Regions from separate parts of the Mus musculus genome. Here region 2 is linked to region 1. A link is a loop called in an ENCODE intact Hi-C map of the cell type or tissue named here. Cell type or tissue: left cerebral cortex. All regions are shown on one strand.

Region 1 (2,500 bases):
GTGGCAGACAGGAACTTTGCAGGGGGTGGGGGACACACATGTCCTCAGACAGGTGACAAGGGTGATCCCAGAAATGAAAAATCACACCGATAGCGGAGACCCTGATAGGATGCGATCAGAGGTCGATCCTGCTCTACCTACAGTCTTCCTCTCGAACATCCATTTCCCCATCTACTCACGAGAAAGGTCTCAGACAAACTCCAACGGAGAAACGGTCTCCCAAATGCCTGACCAGCCCTCCACACAACAGCAGCAGGTGATCCAAAAGCCCTGAAGGCAAATAGGTGCTGTCTTAGTTAGGGTTTTACTGCTGTGAACAGGCACCATGACCAAGGCAATTCTTCTAACACCAACATTTAATTGGGGCTGGCTTATAGGTTCAGAGGTTCAGTCCATTATCCGCAAAGCAAGAGCATGGCAGCATCCAGGCAGTCATGGTGCAGGAGGAGCTGAGAGTTCTACGTCTTCACCTGAAGACTGCTAGTGGAAGAATGACTGCCAGGTAGGTCTTAAGCCCACACCCACAGTGACACACCTACTCCAACAAGACCACACCTAATAGTGCCACTCCCTGGGCCAAGCATATACAAACCATCACAGGTGTTTTTACTAAACTGTCGCTCTTCAGTCAGGTAAACTTAAACTCTCACTACATGGAAACTCCTGTCAGGTGACTCACACCAACCCCTTCCCTCAATCTCCCCGCCAGAGAACAAAGAAAGTACTGCTCCCCTTCCGGTCACCTCTTGTCATACCTCAGGGGAGCATTCTCCATGGATTCTAAGCCAGGAGTGTGTGCAGTGGAAGGAGCGGGCTGGATGGACAGCTTGCCCAAGGAGAGCTCCAGGAGTAGGCTCTTCTCTCATTGGGGATGCTTAAACAAAAACGTGCATAACTTACAACACTTTTAGGCGTCGCTATGCTCAGCCCGAGTGTGCTGGAGAGTGTCCTTATGTTACTGGAATTCCTTCACGGCAGGAGCTGGGGTGCAGAGATGGTTCTTAAAATGCATCCCACTTTGGGGACTTGTGCTAAAACAAAATCCCAGTTTGTACCAAAAGTATGACTTTAAGAGTGACGAGAGTGCCCTCTTGTGGTAAGGACTGAGAACTGCAAGCAACCCTGTGACTATTAAGGATATTAAGTTGGGAGTTTTCTCCTCTTCACATTCTTGGTGGCCCGACAGAGGAAACCATCCTTGTAAGTACAGAAAATTCCAGCGGGAAATGGACAAATCTATCCTCGGCCAGACAGGTCCAGGTTCTGTTTCCCTTCTTATGAGCAGTCACCTTTGACAGAAGACCACAAGCTGCTGCCCCAGTGACATTGATCGGGACCTCAACGACTCTTGACACCAGGTCGAAAGTCTTTACGGAACACACCAAAATGGCAAAGAGTTGCTCATTTCTGAGGGCCACCCCGTCTTTGGAGGACAAAGAGATTAGATAGATAGATAGATAGATAGATAGATAGATAGATAGACAGACAGACAGACAGATAGGTGGTGGGTGGATGCATGCATACATATATTTCCTGAAAGTCAGCCTCCCACACAACAGAACAGGACAACAGAACAAAGAGGACATGGAACACGACTCACCATGCCCTGTCTAGGTCACTACAAGACAAATTTTTTTTTTTAAATCCAAATTTTTTTTTAATCCAAACAAAGCCACCAGTTTTCACATGTAAATTATTTATTCGGGTAAGTGATGAGACAGAAGCCGCATCAACAGTAAAACCAGGGTGCTCTGTGACGACAGGGTAAGACAAGAGGAGCCCCACCCCAAGTTTTATTAAAATGAATGTGGAGTACACCTGGCTGGATCCCTTCCCCGTGCAGGCTCTTGGGATGCTGTGATTCTAATTCACAGACGCTCTCTGGCAAGCCCATGTGTTTTCAAGCCCTAGAGAGGTAGAAATGTGGAAGATGCAACTTAGTTTCAGCTATTCCTGTGACAGCCAAAGGGCCAGCAGAGAAGACAACCCCAAAGACAGTCGAAGAAATGCAAATTAAAGGAAGGCGGTTGGCTGCGTTATGTGCCAGTGAGTTGACTTGATAACCTGAGATCCACACCTGGAACCCATGCGACAGAAGGAAAAAAACAATTCCCAAGAGCTGCCCTCTGACCTTCACACGCACACCTAGAAGAAGCATGCCTGCATATCCTGTACACACGATTTTTTAAAAGGATCATTTCTCTTTTTCACAAAAGAAATGATGCACTATCGCTCTGCACTAACCAGAGAGGTAAATGAAAAAGCTTGATGTCCTGGCATATCAATTACAGAAGACCCAAGGAAAGAGACACTAGAAACCACCTCTAAGAAAAGGCTGAAATATTCTTTCCATTCCAGGGCAGAAGTAGCATCCAGTGTCTGCAGAATGTACGTTATCTTAAGACCCAGGCCCTCCCTTCTGAGAATTCCAAAGCACCGTTTAGACAACTTTTCTGAGACCAACGTCCCTTTCCCAAAGGGTCATGATGGCTCACAGACT
Region 2 (2,500 bases), 870 kb before region 1:
TTTGCATACTGTTTTTATGACAGAGAAAGTGAATTAGCCCTTTATAGATTTGTGAGAGCTTTGATCCCCATCTCCTTTATTGATTAGCCCTGTGCCTTGTGACTTGGGGGGAAGCCCCCTGAGCCTAATCCCTTCTTCTGTTACATTTTCCTATTGATTTCCTTTTAAGTTTATTTATATACTCTGTAAAGTGCAGGTATTTCAGGAATTTGTTTCTGTTCTCCACCTTTGCTCTCTTGTTCTCACTCATTGCATTTGGGCTTATAAATCTTTTTACTGTGTGCATTTCCTACATTTTATCCCCTTTGTCCTTTGTGTTTGTATCTAACTTATTTAAAGTTTTAACTATAGAGTGTATTTTTGTGTTTCCAGAGCTGAGTTAAAACAAATCTGACTTTGACACTAATCCAGTGTTAAGAATGTGGAAACAGTACTTCCTTGCCATTGATTTCAGAGAGTTCTAGCATCTGTAAATTCTTTCTTTTACATTCATATAACATCTACTGTAGGAGGTTGCTATAATAATTATATTTTATTAATATTAGTAACCTTTTACTGCACCATTTAAACATCACAGTGTGTGTTAAGAATGTTTGTATTGAAAACTGAGTTCCGTACTACCTGTGCTCTCAGATGTTTGCTGGGGGCTTGGAGCCCTTCTCTCACAGATAAAGGTGAAGGAAGTATAATAAGCTTTTATTGTTGTAACCCATTGACATTTGTGAACTTTAGTAATGGTAAGTTCATGCATGAATAGAGTGTATCTAAGTTACAGCCACCTGCTCCCCATCCTCTTGACTCCTAGCTAACCACACGCTGGTGGCTGCCTTTTCTGTTCTCTATGGCCATCTTTCTGGCTTTGTGCCAGTACCACAATATTAGCTAGCATTATTCTTTTTTTTCCCCTTAAAGCCTTATCCCTCTCTGTAAACTATCATAATTGTTTACCTGACATCTCATGCTATAGGCATCCTTACCTGTCTTATGTTTTTAAATCGCTATTGTAAGTAAAAGAAAAAAAATCTATTCTTTTACTCACATGATTGATGAGTGCTGATTGTGAAAGAGAATATTTCTTTCAAGCATGAGCTCTTCTCAGTAGTTATTACAGATACATTTATATACTTTGTGATATGTATAACAGTTTCAAATGAAAGTTTACTCCCCCACCCCTGCCCAGGAGTTGTAGATTGGCCAGTGAGAACAGAGTGGTATTAATAAAAGCTTTAACAGTAGGTATTTTCATCTCATAAAAGTGAAATGCAAGGTAGGGAAAAATTATAATTAGTGTTCTATCAAAATGGAAGTGCCAGTGGAGGACAGTCATCCATAATTATCTAATTAGATTAACCACACTGTCAGTTTAGCTAGGGTCAAAAGCAGAAGTGGGAGGTGTTTCCTTGTCCAGCAGGGGGCAGCATCTGACTGTCGCTAATGGGTCCCCTTACCTACTGCTGGCAAGGGGACCAGGTACTTCATGCTGAGCCCGGAGAGTGGGAATAAACACTGTGCGGTGTCCGTGAGGCCTCGCCCATCCCAGCAGAGCTCCTGGTGGGGCAGCCAGTCAGTCCCCTCAGGCCTTCGTACGTACACACCACTGTTGAAATTGGAGCCACAGTGGGTCTGTCTGTGTGAGTCTTTATTATGGCTTTAAGAGTCAATACTTTTCTTTCAGCTCAGTGTTTATATTTCATGGCTTTGATGTGTAATAAATCATTCCACAAATTAGTGACTTAAAACCTTTGTTTGTTGGTCATTTGTTGAATGGGTAGTTTTCAGCTTGTAACTGTTACCATCCTGGTTAACATTACAGTAGGTTGACACATGAAGACATAGTAGGCACACACCTCAGTTACAGAACCGTAATGCAGCTATTGAAGACACAGTGAGGTGGGAGAATGGTCTTCCCTAGACGAAGGCACACAGGACACTCAGCTGTGGACTGTGGGTGTGTGGGAGAAGAGGTGTACGCGGACTCTAGACGAAGGCACACAGGACACTCAGCTGTGGACTGTGGGTGTGTGGGAGAAGAGGTGTACGCGGACTCTAGACGAAGGCACACAGGACACTCAGCTGTGGACTGTGGGTGTGTGGGAGAAGAGGTGTACGCGGACTCTAGACGAAGGCACACAGGACACTCAGCTGTGGACTGTGGGTGTGTGGGAGAAGAGGTGTACGTGGACTCTAGACGAAGGCACACAGGACACTCAGCTGGACTCTGACAGGCTTGGAGCTCAGCAGGCTGGTGTGAGATGAGTGGTAAAGGTGACTGATGTGGTAGATAGGAGCATGGAAGGAGGAGCCAGCCTTTTGAGAGTTCAGAGAAAAAGAGTGTTTCTGCCAGAAACAGTCTCGGGCCGGCATCACCCTAGTCAGTGAGTTTTAAAGAAGTAGACCATGGTCAGGGCCACCTCTGTGAAGGGAAAGTACAACCAAGGTTGCTGCTGTGGTCGTAAGCAGCTGTAGTTTGTACTGTGTCCTCACCCTCTAATGAGTGTGG

The links. Peaks named below come from ENCODE experiments on the same cell type or tissue, not always from the same donor. Only the 100,000 strongest peaks of a DNase experiment are listed, where the experiment ranks them.
Region 2: it touches region 1 in a loop (7-fold over the local background); 18 of 42 quality-filtered maps call a loop at or near these places.

Annotation. Positions count from the first base shown.
Region 1 is chr3:153,654,219-153,656,718 of GRCm38, forward strand. The region is part of intron 1 of St6galnac3 (ST6 (alpha-N-acetyl-neuraminyl-2,3-beta-galactosyl-1,3)-N-acetylgalactosaminide alpha-2,6-sialyltransferase 3); the gene reads right to left. Among named protein-coding and RNA genes, the nearest start is that of Gm52633, 60 kb to the left of the region's middle. In left cerebral cortex, a CTCF peak has its summit at 1,095 (motif pointing left); a DNase peak (open chromatin) is centred at 1,030.
Region 2 is chr3:152,782,533-152,785,032 of GRCm38, forward strand. The region is part of intron 10 of Pigk (phosphatidylinositol glycan anchor biosynthesis, class K); the gene reads left to right. Among named protein-coding and RNA genes, the nearest start is that of Gm40181, 28 kb to the left of the region's middle. In left cerebral cortex, a CTCF peak has its summit at 1,412 (motif pointing right); a DNase peak (open chromatin) is centred at 1,427.